2 separate regions of the Mus musculus genome follow, and region 2 is linked to region 1. A link is a loop called in an ENCODE intact Hi-C map of the cell type or tissue named here. Cell type or tissue: heart. All regions are shown on one strand. Region 1 overlaps Crim1 (cysteine rich transmembrane BMP regulator 1 (chordin like)). Region 2 holds the start of Crim1 (cysteine rich transmembrane BMP regulator 1 (chordin like)).

Region 1 (8,000 bases):
CCTTCTGTCAAAAGCTGATGGTTTCAAGTGTCCGTATGGCCTGTCAGGGTAGGGAAGGATTTTTTGGTAGACTTATTTTATGCTTTTCCAGGCTTGCAGTATTGCATGTTTATTAGTATCTTGGTTAAGAGGTCATCTGGGAGGAACAGTTCCTTAAATATAGGTTTTCTTTCTCCTTCTCCTCTCCTCTCCCCTCCCTCCTTCTTTCCTTCCCTCCTTCCTTTTGTTCCTACTTTTTTTTTTTTGGAATGAAAATGGAAAGATCTTTGTGAATGAAAGGGACAAAGTTGAATGCATACAACTCCACACAGATGTGCCCCCCTCAGCTCCCAGTAAGAAGCTAGTTTCTCCCACTTGCAGCTGAAAGTCACCAGGATCAACCTTCTGTGGAGCGTGAGGGTGACTTCGTTCGTCCTTTTCCAGGATTGATCATCCCATCGTGTTCTTTCCAGGCTTGTGTTCGCCTCAGAACCCCAGCCTCACGTTTCGCTTTTTTTTAATACACTTTCTTACCATCTAGGAAGATGTTCACCCAGGCAGTGACATACTCAGGACAGCCAGATGCAAATGGAATGGCGCTGAGCGTGGGAGCTGAGGGAGATAGACATTCATGAGCAACAAAAATCAATTGGACGGAGTTTTAATTAGTTGCAAAGCCCTTCTGTGACTCATAGACAGGCTGTTTACCTCTAGATCTGATGTCTCTGTTCCTTGTGAAATGTGCGACTTTCTCAAGAAAGTCATTTCAGGGTTCATTAACATTCAACCTTTGGTTTAAAAAAGTTTAGAAATGTCCTACTCATAAAATTTGACACATCCCCTAGTACTTATTGACTGCTGCCACGCATAGGGTAGTAGCCTGGGCACTCAGATAATCTCTTTGGGTATGGGGTTCCTCTTGTAATGGTGTATGGGCGCTAAGACAAGAAGAGCAGCCCACATAAGCTGCTCCTGCTGCTGGAGTCCTGGGCATTGTCTTTTCTATGGCACCTTCCTGCTTTTGATTTGTGACCCCTGTTGCTCAGTGTTTTTTGCATCAGGAGGAAGTGATGCAGTAAGTGGTGACTGCAGAGCTGGGGAGGGAAGAGATTAACACAAGATGAATTAATGTGTGTGTGGTTTTCAGGGGCTGGACTGTTCCTCTGAATCAAGGATGTATTCTTTGTTTCTGGCTGACGACTTCCTAGTTTTCCAGCGGGTAGGGGAACCTTTTATTCTTTTCTCTGTCGCTGGAAGTCTTTTTTTTTTTTAATTTTTTTAATTTCCCGAAAAGCAAGTACAGTGTTTTCTGCTTATCAGCGGCCTTTCTTTTCCTGTTCCAATAACAAGAGAACAATAGAGGAATTTAATAATGTTTAAAGATTGATACCACTTTCGCCCAATGTATCCATATATTTGTCTGCAGATAAAAATTGAGGTTTTATGAAACAGAGGAAAGCATTTTGCTGGTAATATGAACCAAGAGCGTCATCTATGTCTCTCCATCCCCCCCTTTCCTTTCCCTTTCATCTAGTTCAGAGAATGAAATGGGTTTTATTTTTCTCTTTAAAAAAAAAATGTGTTCAGGATATCTGCTGTTAAAAGAACAGAAATTAATAAGATTGGTAAGTACACTGGTTGAGCTCTGCCAGAAGGGTCTGTAGTGGCATCTAGAAGACCTCCTAGTTTCATTTAATGTATTTATATTATATTATATTCTATTATATTATATTATATTATATGAGAGATTCTTATTTACTGTTCATAGACTTTTTAAAATACCAGCAATGTGTGTCTTTTCAACAGTGGATGAAAAGGCCACGAATGAGAGTTTTGGTGCAGTTTGTAGTGTGTGTGGCCTTTCAGATGATTCCTGCAAATTGTGTGTGTGTGTGTGTGTGTGTGTGTGTGTGTGTGTGTGTGTGTGTGTGTGTATGTGTGTGTGTGTATGTGTGTGTGTGTGTGTGTGTGTGTGTATGTGTGTGTGTGTCTGTGTGTGTGTGTGTATGTGTGTGTGTGTGTGTGTATGTGTGTGTGTGTGTGTGTATGTGTGTGTGTGTGTGTGTGTGTGTGTGTGTGTGTGTGTATGTGTGTGTATGTGTGTGTGTGTGTATGTGTGTGTGTGTGTGTGTGTGTTGACCTGTCTCTTTTTGGTCATTCTAGGAGCTTTGACCTCAAGGGACCTTACACCATTCTCTGGTGTGTGAAACGGAAACTTAGGTTCTCGGTTGTGTCTGATCCCAGGGCTTGGTAAGCAGTCAGGGTTTTAACCGGCCTAACTACTTCCCACATGACATTTACAGCAATATTTCTCTCTGCTTTACCGAAGAGAAAGTAAGATTTACACTTTCTTAGTACCTGTTGGCCCTCTGCTCGCTAATCAGACTGGAATCTTCTAAATGCTTTCCTGTTGAGAGCCAGCTTGTCTCTGTCCATCAGGAATGTTGCAAATGGAATTAGGCTGTGGTCTTGTTATATATCTTAGCATGATGTGTGACTCAAAAATGTTATCTGCATGTTCCTTTATGCCTCTCTGACTGGACCCATGTCTGCTAAATGCCTCTGGGAAGTTTTTTGTTTTTGTTTTTGTTTTGTTTTGTTTTTCTACATCAAGGATTAACATGTGTAATCATATGTGTATATATGACTAATAGGTAATACTTGGCAATCAGCGTGTCTGTCTCATTAGTTCTGCTGTGTGTGTGTGTGCACATCCACATATGTGCTGTTAAATATAACAAAGCTGGTAATGGTGTTACAGTCCCTGGTTACAAGTTTCCTGAAAGCTTTGCTCCTCTTTGATGGCCGTGGATTCCCTGGCTATACAGACATTCCAGCCATTCTTTCTAAGAGCCGGTGTGATTTTTATACGCTTTGTAAACATCTGTGGGAGAAAAGAACAAGCTATAACTCTTCAAATAAATATTATTCAACCTCCTTCCACTTTCATTTCCCTTATCACTGGGACAACCACACCCAAGTTTGCTATTAAACTATGTTGTCTATCAGCTTCCCACATGCCAACAAAGCAAAGGAAACACAACAGATAAAGTTGAATACTGTCTTCCTTCTGTTGACATTTCTACAGCAACAAGTCAGAAAGTTTGTCTCCTCTGAATAGGCAAGAGGTGTCATGGGTCAGGATCAGATGGCATACCCACTGGTAACCATGAGGACTCTCAGCAGAGTTATGTAGAACATTCTGGAATTCTGATGAATGGAAGAAGAGTGACTATTAACTTACAAACTGCTTGCTTCATTTTTCTATCTATGGAGAGGAAAAAATGGAGGCACAGGTAAAGCTGTCGTGGGATGTCAGGTCTCCAACTGTCAGAGTCAAGGCCATTTCAGCTCTCCCTGTGTCAGCGGTTCTCAGCCCTCTGGGTCACAACCCTTTTGTGTGTGTGTGGGGGGGGGGGGCGTCTAATGACTTTCAAAGGAATCTACTAAGACCATCATCAGAAAATAGATCTCTATATTACAATTCTTAGCAGTAGCAAGATTAGTTACAAAGTAGTAATGAGACTATGGCTGGAGTCCCCTGTGGTCTTACAGTCCCTGGTTACAAGTTTCCTGAAGGCCTTGCTCCTCTTTGATGGCTATGGATGCCCTTCTAACCTCTGGCCATAAAGACTATGGTTGGGAGTCACCGCAGCATGAGGAACTGTGTTAAAGGACCCTAGCTTAGGGAAGTTGAGGACCACTGCTCTAAGTGAAACTTTGTCTTGGAGAAGCTCCTGTATTTGGCCATTCTTGTGGTGGGAGGATTTTGCTGAATTTTATGGCACTGAAGTCTTCACTGCATGTTAGAGCTGTATACAAAATCCCGAGGGGACTTCGATGCTTCATGCTTTTTACTGTCAGTTCTCCAGTAACAAGCCCAGCAAGATTTCTTTTATTATTATTTTTTTTTGGCCACTCCTCTCCTCCAAAGTTCCTTCTGTTTCAGATTTGTTTCCGAAAAATCCATTACAACTCATAGCAGCAAATGGCGTGACTCGCTCCCTCCATGACCATTTGTTTATGATCATGGCTGATTTGCTACAAAGAGCAAGACAGTGGATACAGCGTGTGTTATTTACTATCATCTGATGCATGATAAAAATAAAAAAAAAGTGAGAGAATGTTCCCAAAGTGTTAGAAATCACAATGCGTAGACACACTGCAGCATAAGGAGGCAGTAAATGTGAATTGGGCACAAGAATGACTTCCTTCGCCCACTGGCACTTTAAAGGGACTTGGACTATCAGTTAAGAAAAAAAGCACTAGGATTTTAAATAAGCTGAGCTTGGAAGTAATGTTCGGATTTTCCGTATATGCTGCTGAATAAACTCTAGTGTGTTAAATGTCAGTTAAATGTGTGTCGCCAGCATACCTAATAAAAAGAGAGGATGACCAAAAAAAAAAAAAAAAATCTACCCAAGGCTTTAAGATCCCGGGGCCCTTTAATGTGCTTTTGACCTTCAGTTAACGGACATAGTCCCAGAGCAGAGGAAATGCCTTAAATTCTAGCATCTGCGTTTGTTTCTGTATCCTTTTGGCACCATTACAACAGCAGGGCTTTTCTTTCCTTTTCATTTTTTTTTCCACACAGTACAGTCAACACAGGTTTTTCAAACAAGTTGGAAAGGACAGGGCAGTCACGGGGCCAAAAGCAACGTCCCTGCCCAGTGCTGGGTGGCAGGGCCTGATTGAATGGCTTTGCTGTTTCAAGGAAGTCTAGAACCGAAAAACCAACCAACAGGAGCCCACACAAACCCAAACTTCAGACAAAATTAGATACCTAGGTGTGTGTGTCTAAATACACCTACGTGGAGCCAGTGCGGGATAGGGTGAATGCTGTCTTATGTTTGGACCTGTTGAATCTTTGTCAGGTGTGACCGGGTTATTCCATTTCATGTGGTTTTTGGATACTCCCTTGGATTTCCAGCTGTTTGAAGATTATTTCTTCAAGGGCTCTTTTTTTTTTTCTGTAGTTGAGAAAATAAGTTGGTTTCCATTGAAGTCCTTGTAAAGTGTGTGTATTCAGACAGGCAGTGTTTCCTTTCAGCTCCCTTAGAATTTCAGCCAGTCTGTCCTTTATCCTTAGTAAAAGGTCACTTAAGCCTTTGAGATAGACCAGTGAGACCCGATTCTCTTTCCATTAGTAAAAAATTCAAAACAAATAATTGGAAGTATGTGTGCATTATCCTGAATTCCCAGCTTCGCACCTTGGGGATTTGTGTGTGTGTGTGATGTTTTCTTCGACGTTGAATAGCGTAACACGGCATCTCTGACCTAGATGGCTTTTGTGGGACCTTCCTTTGGTAGAGCATTTTCATGCTTTCCATGTCCGTAGTGTTTCATTGGTTTGTGATGTGCTGACATAGAGGACTTAGGGGAAGTAACGTGTGCATGGATGCTTACGAGCAAGATTCTGAAAAGTAGCCCTTGAAAGTTGTTTTCCAAAGGTAACTGACTCAGAAAAGCTTTTGTCTGAAGTCATAGTCCCCAGTGTGTTCATTTTTTCATTCATCTGCTCTTCATTCATTCATTCATTCATTCATTCCCCAGTGTGTTCATTCACTCACTCACTCACTCACTCACTCACTCACTCACTCACTGATACCTGTTGCAGACTTGCTGTGTGCCACACAGCTCAAGATGAACAAGGTGGGCAAGGCAGTGTCCCTCCCAGTCCTGTGGTTGCATGGAGCATGAGCAGAATCATAGAGTGGGAGCTGATTCCCAGGGTTCTGAGACGGAGACAGGATACTCAGAGAAAGCTGTATCTGCAGAGATGGCTTTGTGAGTTGGACTAAAGGGAGAAAGGTGTTACCTGGCCCACGAGCCTAGAGGAGGGGATGGAGAGAGACAGCTCTGCCATGAGGAATACTTCTGCTCTTGTCAGAGGTCCTCCAGGCACCCACATTGAGTAGCTCACAACTACCTGACTCCAGATCCAAGGGTCTCAGATACCTGTGCACATGCCCACACATATACATATACATATACATATACATATACATATACATATACATATACATATACATCATATAAATCTACATAAACATATACATATCCTCAAACGTAAATCTTATAAAACAAAACATACAAACGAAAATCTGTGCCAGGCGCAGTGGTGCACATCTTTAATTCCAGAGCTTGGAAGGCCAGTGGATTTCTATGAGTTTGAGGCTAGCCTGGTTCAAATCGCAAGATTCAGGCCAACTAAGACTGTAATAGCGAGATCCTTTCTCAATAAAGCAAAACAAAGCCAAAGTTAAAAATTAATCATAGCAGCAATTATACTAAACAATAAATAAATAACAAGCCCGGAGAGACACCTGTAAGTGATCTTACTGTGGGAGAAAATCGCCTAACATGGGAGTCACAAGAATTGGGTGGCAGGAGAGGTTAGGAAAGAACTCCGTCACACAGACTGTAAAGTAATAACTTTTGATTTTTACCCACAATGCACTAGGAATCTGTAACAGTGCTTTAAGCTTCAGCTGTGATAGAAGGAAGTGCTATTTATGAAATCAACTCTGGCCACTCTGAAAAAAAGCTGATTTTCCCTGGGGGCTGCAGGATTATTGGGGGAATTCTTTTCAACACTGAAGGAGAATCCTGGTGGCCAGACCAGGGTGTTGATGGAAGAGGCAGAGAGAAGGGTGTGGATCCTTGTGTCCTGGAAATACTCTGCTGGAGTCCTGGGGGTCAGGTTAGGAGATGGATTTGGAAATGATCACCAGCTTTCTACCTTGAGTCGTGGGTACCCTTTCCCATATGAGGAGGGATGGAGGGTTAAAGTGAGCCTTTGGAATCTGCTGAACTGTATCAAGGTAGAGAAGTTTTTGCAACCCTTTCTTCCTGTGTGGATGGTGTTTGGAAGGTAAGGGAACCCAGGTACCCCCCCCCCCCCCGATCTTTGAAGAATGATTGTTATTCTTCCCTAGGGACATCAGCAAAATTCATATCCCAATTTGCTTGGCTTCTCTCTAAAATTATTCACAAAATCTTTAAGTTTTCTCCCAGGAGCATCTACTGTTTCAGGCATGATTATGTGAGTGTTGGAATCCCTGGAGAACCAGGGCCCGCTGAGGCAGATACAAGTTGATTTGTGTTGTAGCTCATGCATATTCCACACCACGCAGAGCCTCTCCATCCCGGCCCTCCAGTCCCTAGCTGAGAGTACACCCTTGAGTGTGCTGGAACTTGGTTCTGTGTTCAGGCTCCTCGACATCCCCCGTTACACTTTATTCTCCTTGCTGTCACCCTGGAAGCTGAGGCCGGTGCCTTGCAGGTAGAAAAATTACTAACAATGAGTCAGGGTTGGGGAGATCGAAACCAAGTTAGGAAAGAGAAGTCACGATGACATGAAAATCTGAATCAGACCTTAGGTTATAGCCATCACGGAGGATTAGGAGAAAGATAACGTGCAGCACAGGGAATGCAAGGTTGTCCCAATCACGAACACTAAGGACGTGCTGTACATAGATGGCAGTGAGCATTCTAAAGCTTAAAATTCATTTGCTGTCTAGAAGAAGGCAAGGTTTTGTGAGTGCTAAGCACCCTTGAGCAGAAACATTGTGGCTGGAGAGTCCCTGTTGATAGGAAATGAGGCACTAACTACCATTAGTAACTTTGTATTTGTATCCTGAAAAGAAAAGGCATAGCAGGTCTTCTCTTTCTTTCTCTTTCTCTTTCTCTTTCTCTTTCTCTTTCTCTTTCTCTTTCTCTTTCTCTTTCTCTTTCTCTTTCTCTTTCTCTTTCTCTTTCTCTCCCTCCCTCCCTCCCTCCCTCCCTCCCTCCTTCCTTCCTTCCTTCCTTCCTTCTTTCCTTCCTTCCTCTGTATTTGGGTTTACTTGTGCCTTTGTTTTATTTAAGCTCAACATTTTGGCTCTGGTAATTTTTTTTTTCATATCGCTACTGCCAGCTTTTTTTAAGATACAGAAGGAAAATAATATCTGCTGTTTGTAGTTGAAAGAAACCCTGGCATGAATTCCTCTAGAAACTTAAGAGAGAAATTATTAGCCATA
Region 2 (8,000 bases), 48 kb before region 1:
ACTTCTGCCTCTTCTCTCTCTCCTGACCTTGACTTTTCCCGAGTCTAACAACATTATCTGCTTATGTTTTTAATAAAGTCTTTATTCTTGCATTCGAACAGAAGTTCAGATAACCTCTGCAGGGGTTGGAAGGGATGTTTTAACAAGGTCCAGTGATGACAGTTTGTTGGCAAATCCCACTATGAAGTACTAGTGCCTCGTTGGGCAACAAGACACGAACATTTATTATGTGTTTCAATATTTGGTTTTGCTAAAAGAAAACCTAGCAAGTTGTAAATGACTTCACCCTTTACTTTTATAGGGCTTCAGGGTACGAGGACCTTTTAGAGAGGGCCATGTAAAATGTGTCACAAATGCCTGGAGAATCGTCACCTCAACAGCAGCTTATAAGCCCCAAGAAAATGGGGTGTTCTCCCCTTTCCAATATTGACGGTTCCCTAAGCCCTCCTTCCCCAACAATCAGTATAATTAACGAGACATTTCCTCTCTTCAGTATAAATGTATATAGTTTTCTAATGGGATGGAGAGGGGAATATTACACTGGTGGCTTTGGCTTTTTTGTTGTTGTTGTTGATGATGATGACTACCACAGATAAACCATAATATTCTGCAGAAATATGAATCTGTCCCACAAACAAAATTCCAAAGGCATCTTTGTGTCCTTTCTCCTTGTACTGGTGCCATTAACTTTTGGCTCATTAGTCATGATGCTCCTGATCTAACTAGCTGCCACCTATCTGCAGCAAGACCATGCACAGGCAGCCAAGCCCACTTCACACCTGCTCCAACACCAGGCGGGTTTTACATAATGATTCAAATCACTCCCCCCTCCCTCCTTGGGCTGTTTTATTTATACTCCTGTAAGGGGGCACGGAGAAAACATCGACGGGGCCACTGGTTCTCTCCTGATGAGGGATCAGAGCTATCACTGGGAGAATCTCTGAAATCATTGAGGAGAAATCCTCCACATGTGCACAGCTCCTCTCCAGTTGTTTCATGTCTCGCCACAAAGAATATATTACCACCCATCTTCTTTATTAATACATTCGTGATAAATCTTTTAGGAAAGAAAAATGGGAGGAAGAAAAGGGAAACACGCCTCTTTAGCTCGCGAGCCTGAAAAAACAAAACAAAACGGCACAGTCAGGTGGCATGTAAGGATGCCTAGGCTCTTCCAGCCTAGCGTCATGTCAAGACTTGTAATCTAGTGTTGAGCCTTACTCCAGAGAGGATTAAGCTCTGTTACTTTCCAGTCACCCCTCCCATGATACAGCACCTCCACACAGACATACAGAAGGTGGATCATTAAAATTCAAGCTGCAGCCCTCCCCAACATTGTCCCAGCTCAGAATATTTACCTAGACCATTTAAAGCATTCAACCCCACCAGCAGTTTCCCTGGAGATGTCTCCAGGTTTCCAAGACTCCATTACATAATATCTTTTACAAAGTCTATTCCCAGCTCGAGTGGAAGATGGATTCTCGTCCAGTTTGCGGAAATTCCACGCGTTCGCTTCCCTTTCCTGGGGTTCGATCCGGCCAGTGCCCAGCCTAGGCTGCAGCAACAGCTCCGGCTAGGATCCCCGCCACTCTCTGAACTCAAAACTACCACCCGGAGGTGCAGCCGTCCCGCCCCCGGTGCTCCAAAGCTAGCCCTCGTGGCCCGGTGCCGGCGGGGGCTCGCGTCGCTACGACTGTCTCAGATCCCCGGCCGCAGCGCGCTCGCGGGGCCGGGCCCCGAGCCCGGATGATCGGCAGCAGGGCCGACTCGGTGCCGGGCTGCGGAGGAAGGAGAGGGGGAGGAGGAGGAGGCGTGGAGGGAGGAAGGGCCGGGGCAGCCCCGGAGGGAGGCGAGGGGGAGGGGAGGGGGCCGGCCGGCCCGAGGGTGGGGGGGCAGCCAATGAGCAGCGCGCGGCGCGGGGAGGGCGGGGGGGGGAATGAGGTAGGATGGGGGAGGGCGCAGCCGGAGCGGCGGAGGCTCCAGCCATAAACAAGCGCCCGGAGGAGCGGCGCGGGAGAGAGCCGAGCCGGGCACAAGGAACGGACGCCACGGACCTTCTGCTGAGCCACCGCGCCCACTCGGCGGCTCGGGAGGCGGGGACCGGCCCGGAGGCTGCGCTGCCGTCGTCTTTCCCCGGCAATCAGGAGCAGCGCGGAGGACCAGAAGGAGCCACCAGCCCTTCTTCGGAGCGGTGCGCAGCCACCGCCGCCGCCAGAAGTTTGGGTTGAACCGGAGCTGCCGAGAGGAAACTTTTTTTCCTCTTTTCCCCCTCCCGCCCGGGAGGAGAAGGAGGAGGAGGGGAAGCCACCCGCCACCGCTGCCGCTGGCGCCAACGCTCGTGGGCTCCGGGTCGGCGCGGCCCGCAGGGGCGGCGGGGGCCTCGCCCCGCGAGGGGAGGAGCGCCCCGGGGGCCCCTAGTGGGGCACGAGGACCGCGGGCTGCGGGTGCGGCGGCGGCGCGTGTGCCCCGCGCAGGGGAGGGCGCCCGCCCCGCTCCCGGCCCGACTGCGAGGAGGAGGCGGCGGCGCAGGAGGATGTACTTGGTGGCGGGGGGCAGGGGGCTGGCCGGCTGCGGGCACCTCTCGGTCTCGCTGCTGGGGCTGCTGCTGCTGCTGGCGCGCTCAGGCACCCGGGCGCTGGTCTGCCTGCCCTGTGACGAGTCCAAGTGCGAGGAGCCTCGGAGCTGCCCAGGAAGCATCGTGCAGGGCGTCTGCGGCTGCTGCTACATGTGCGCCCGCCAGAGGAACGAGAGCTGCGGTGGAGCCTATGGGCTCCATGGAGCCTGCGACCGGGGGCTGCGCTGTGTCATCCGCCCCCCGCTCAATGGCGACTCCATCACCGAGTACGAAGTGGGCGTCTGCGAAGGTACGGCTGCCCTGCTGCGCGCCCCCTCCCACCTGGCGGGCGCGGAACAAAGTTTGCTTGAGACTTTTCCCAGAGGAGAGAGGGTTCCCGGGGAGGAGGGACGGTCGCTGTCCCCTGGAGGGTGCCCTAGATGCCTGCCCAGGGGCGGGCGAGGTTGGGTTGCGTGGGTGAGCTCCGAACACGCATAGACACACACAGGTGCGGTGATTAGGGCTTACACTGGGTGGCCTTTCTCGCCCCAGGCAGGGGTGCCCTGTGCGGGGGCACACTGCGGAGTCTGGCACGCACAAGTCCCTCGGGGAGTCCGCCCCTGCTGCCCTGCCCGCATAGCGCAGTGTGGCACCGAGGGCGTACGCAGTCCGCGCAGCCGGCTTCTGATAGCGGAGTAGACCTGTGCTCCAGCCTGCACTCCCTATGTGACTCTTACTATTTTTTCTTTGCGCTCTTCCTTCACCTCCTTCTTCCTCCTTCGCGTAATAAATCAGTTTCAGCTCCGGAGTATGTCAGTCCAGGCGAAGTTGCACATGGCGATTACTCATTTATTTGCCTATTGGAAACGGTCAAAGGCTTACTCTTCTGGATGGCTGAAGGGGGTGGGTGGGGGCTGCACCTGGATTAAAAAGTTATGGTTCACTACAAGAGGTTTCCTTTCAAGAGCCAACCTCTGCGTGTTTCTAGAGCTGGTGCTGTTGTCTTTTTGTTTGTTTGACAGCAGATTCTGCTCTGCTCGCTTCACCGTGGCGCATCATGCACCGCTGTGTGTAGATGTACTGAGGGCGGGGGCGTTGATAGTGGCGCCTCCCTGTTTCGGAAGCACTGTTGGACCCGGTGGGCCTCCATCAGCACATGGCTCTACTTCTGCCTCAAGGTGCCCGATTAGGTCTGAGGTCTAGAGAGAAATAGTGAGTTCTTTTATTTTGACAATGGACTGGATTGTCTGTTAAAAGTGGGGTCCTTGTCTTCCTAGAGATCAAACATTTGGGCTCCTCGATGCTGTTCCCGGTATCTTGCCAGGGATTAGGGCTCACTTGTAAGAAAAGACAACTGCTCTCTGCCTTTACTGCTGTTAACCAGCCCCTGGGACAGGACACTGGTGTATCCTGAAGTATCCTCGTGTGTGTGTGTGTGTGTGTGTGTGTGTGTGTGTGTGTGTGTGTGTGTGATGTGTGTCGAACTGAGATGCTGGAAAGGACAAAGGTGGCTGTATTAAATGGCTTCAGTACTGTGGTAACTCTTTAAACACACATGCATTTATTTTTGCGTGTGGTTTTAAGGTTTTGGACAGTTGTGGAATAATCGGGGAAGCCTTCCTGGTTTGGAAGCTAGTGGGCAGTAATGAGTGTGCAGGGGGGATGGCGGCACTGGGGGGACAGGGGGGTGGGGTGGGGGTGGGGTGAGGATATGCTCCTTTAGCATAGAGCCTGCAGGACCTAATTTTCCTGACACAGAAAAAAGGCCCTCCTGGTCTCCTTTGACAACAACGTGGGTTTTTTTCTCAGCTCAGGGAAAATGATCATCAGACAGACTGATAGACTTTCACATGCTTTGACTTAAGGCATTCTGAATAACTTAGGCTGAAAGATGCTTCTCTGTAACCTGCCATGTGGAGCGCCTAACTTGCCTCAGACTCCTATAGATTCGTAAAGAACTGGGAGGGACATGGTTAAATGCAGTAGAAACTGCGGGGCAGTGAGAAGGGCTTTGGGAGGCTCAGGAGAGGGTGACCCTTGTTTGTTTTTTCATGTGTTCCTGGTGAAGGGAATGCTTGGGGGAACATTTACAGTAATCAAGTGTTTTGGCAGCAACGCCCCATGTCACAGTACAGCATGATTTTGGCACTTTGTTAGGGAGCCTGTCATTCCTCTGAAATGATGCATCCCTCATGCCTGCCTTTCTCCTGGTAACACCAGGTGCACAAAGTGTTGGCCTTGAAAATGCTTGGAAGTGTTTCTTGACATGAGTGTATTTCAATTAGTGCTTTCTGGAAACACATTTCAGTTAGCAGGCCTGTTTTCAGCTGAATGCTATGGGCACATCCCGCTCCCCCCTCCCTCCTTCCCTCCCTTCTCCTCTCCCTCCCTCCTCCCCTCCGTCCTTCCTCCTTCCTTCCTTCCTTAATTCCTTCCTTGACTCTTTCCCTTCCTCTCTTCCTTCTTCCTTCCTTCACCAAAAGCAGCAGTAAAAATCTTAAAGCCACGAGACTAAGAAAAAAAGGACAACAATTTTTGGCATGATGTAATGCTTACATTTGGAGAGGTCTTTCTTCAGCGGTCTAAAATGTCAGATATCTTCACGTTACTGTAAAATGCATGGACCACGTAAGTTAGCTGACAACCCTTTGCAGCACTAGAGGAATCTTCAAGAGTCACCGATTTCTAGAAGGTACCCCCCCAGATTTTCTTTCTTTCTTTTTTTTTTTTCTGTAACTTTGCATAAAATTTCTCAATGGCCAGTGCTTCCCTCAGTTTCCATTTTTATTCAGAAATTCGTGTGTATTGTTATCATAACACATGAATAGGGATGGATATATTTTATTCATGTAGAAAGTCTCTTGCGCTGCATTTTTTGCGCTGAAATGACCCCTACTGGTTGTATCTGTTAATGAAAACTCTTTTGAAAGCTTATTTAGTTTGCTACCCTGAGAAAACATAGTATCATGGTATAAAATAGGACTAATCCGCCTGCTTTTGAAGATGCGACTTAAGTGCAGATTTATATTACTGTTTGCCAACTTGCAGACAGGTTTGTTATTTCCATACTGACTGTCTTGGGGCAAGGGGGTGGTGGTGTTTTAAACACAGTTCACAGAATGAGTTGGATCAGAATGGAGCCCAAATTTAGTCTTTTTGTTTCAGGTTTTTATGGCACAGTGATCCCTAAAAATAGATCAACAATCCTAACCCACAAGAAGAACCCTGAAGGAAAAAAATTAATTTCTAAACAACTGGAATTGTGAATCAAGTGGCGTGCTCACTAGGGTGTCTCCCCTGTATTGAGGCCGTTAGTGACTATGCATACTTGAAGGATGGAGAATGGAGCCAGTTCACCAGCTCTCTGTCGTTTCTCAGTCTTGAACAGTGCCTCCTGGCCCTTTGGAGGCAGCAGTGCCCTTTCCTGCTTCCCTGCATCTTGTGAACCTTCCTGTTGGCCTTTGCAGAATCTTAGCCGGACTGCTTTTTCTGTCTCCAGGGAAATCGCCTACAATTCCAAAAAATTACAAGTTTGGCCTTCTACTCGGAAGAAGTCTGTATGGGAGATCTCTTTAAGGGATCTGAGCTTTAAAAACTAATGAAGTGAGATTGTGGAGAAAGAATATGTTGATTGGGCAGTAAGGACTACATTTGGAAAGAGGCCTTAGGCTTCATGCTTTCCTTAGGATGGGCAGGGGGAAGAGCACCAGTAGCTGTTTGTCTTAGGGTGATAAAGTTGCTAGCTTGAGTCTGCCGTTGTTGGGACAGTGCTTAAGAATGGAGAGGACACTGTTGAGCTTTGTCCTGAGGACAGTGCGACATTAGAGTCAGGTGTCCGTGACAGCAGATGTGCACCAAGACTTCAAAACTACTGCCACAACTCGGTTTTCCCCATTGCTTTAGCTTCCCTTCCGTGGCGGTTTACAGGACAGCACAGAGAACTTAAGATTGTGTGGTGAGAACTTAGAGCAGAGAGAAAGGTTCGGTGTTCTAAACTGCCCCCGGGAAGTTACAGTTTCGTTATTTGTCTTCTGGGATAGTCAATAGCAGAAGGTGCCCGCTTGGGGAGAGTGGGAGGTGGGAGGTGAGCCCAGGGAGCAGACACCCAGGACCAGGTAGACATATCAAAACATCCAGCAGGGTACACACTGCATGAACGCTGTCCTCTTTGTTCAGTGGGAGGACCCGAAGTTTAAAGTCTATGGATTTTTACAAATTAAATAAAGGAGAGGTGGGGAAAGACTAATACTTTTGTACTGAAGTTAGGGCAACATCTCAAACCCAGGCTTCCAGACTATGTTTTTGAGTCATGAATGGAGTTCATTTTCACTTTCAGAAGTCTTTAGGTAAGGTCCACGCTTTGATACCAGAGAGAGAGGCGAGCAGAGGGCGTCTAAAAGATGTTAGCAGAGTATGGGAAGAGAAACTTAATTCAAGTAAACAAGGAAGTAATTAATTCCTCCTCAGAGTAAATATTGACAAAACACACAGGACCGACTATTCACTGCACATACACAAATGACAGGGCAAAATGACCTTCATTTGCGCTGTCAGGCTTATAGAATTCTCGCTGCTGTTAAGGAGTCTTGTCACATAAAACACTTGGCAAAGGACAGATGAGCTGCGGACTGTAGGGGAGAAAGGCAAGAACACCAGGCACCAGGACATGCGCTGCTGGTAACATGTGGGTAGAGACTAGGAAACTTTGTAAGCAGTGTGTTGGGGATACAATTAAGTAAGCAGAAGTCCCATTCATTTATAAAACATTTTTAGTGTTTGTGTGGGCAAGCTTGTGTGTGTGTGTGTGTGTGTGTGTGTGTGTGTGTGTGTGTGTGAGTTAGAGAGCGTGTTTGCGTATGTATGAGAATGTGTGAGGAAGTGTGTATGAGAATGAGTGTGTATGAATATGAATGAGTCATGTGTGTGTATGTGAGTTACTGTGTATGAGAGTATACATGTGAAAGTGTGTGAGTGTGTGTGTGTGAGTATGTGAGATAATATTGGTGTGTGTGTGAATGCCAGTGTGTGTGTGTGAGAGTATGTGCCTATATGAATGTGAAAGTGTGTGTGTATGTGAGTGTGTATGAGACATGTCTGTGTGTGTGAATGTGAGAGTGTGTGTATGTGAGCAAGTGTGTGTGCACGTATGAGTGTGAAAGTGTGTGAGAAATAGTGTTTGTGTGTGTGAATGTAAGATTGTCTGTATGCATGCCTTTGTGAGAGCCTCTGTGTGTGTGTGTGTGTGTGTGTGTGTGAGAGAGAGAGAGAGAGAGAGAAAGAGAGAGAGAGAGAAAGAGAATACGTGTGTGAGTGTGCATGTGTGTGCAATGTGCCAGTGTTTGTGCTTGTGGATGTCGGAGGGCATTTGGAAGTTGGTTTTCTTCTTCCACCCTATGGGTACTGAGGACTGAACTCAGGGTGGCAGGGTGGCAGGCTTGACAGTAAG

The links. A loop is a pair of places that touch in the nucleus more often than their neighbours do. Peaks named below come from ENCODE experiments on the same cell type or tissue, not always from the same donor. Only the 100,000 strongest peaks of a DNase experiment are listed, where the experiment ranks them.
Region 2: it touches region 1 in a loop (4-fold over the local background); 9 of 42 quality-filtered maps call a loop at or near these places.

The regions. Positions count from the first base shown.
Region 1 is chr17:78,246,187-78,254,186 of GRCm38, forward strand. All of the region lies in intron 2 of Crim1 (cysteine rich transmembrane BMP regulator 1 (chordin like)), which reads left to right. Among named protein-coding and RNA genes, the nearest start is that of Gm41620, 31 kb to the right of the region's middle. In heart, no CTCF peak of the experiment used is centred here; DNase peaks (open chromatin) are centred at 1,035 and 4,615; H3K27ac peaks cover 233 bases.
Region 2 is chr17:78,198,236-78,206,235 of GRCm38, forward strand. It overlaps Crim1 (cysteine rich transmembrane BMP regulator 1 (chordin like)), which reads left to right and starts at 2,013. Exons shown (of 17, transcript NM_015800.3): 1 at 2,013-2,864. The coding sequence starts at 2,534. It overlaps Gm32282 (predicted gene, 32282), which reads right to left and starts at 1,790. Exons shown (of 2, transcript NR_168063.1): 1 at 1,359-1,790; 2 at 1,015-1,116. In heart, CTCF peaks have their summits at 745, 4,178 and 5,451 (motif pointing left); DNase peaks (open chromatin) are centred at 786, 1,826, 2,616 and 3,146; H3K4me3 peaks cover 3,585 bases; H3K27ac peaks cover 2,477 bases; H3K27me3 peaks cover 1,408 bases.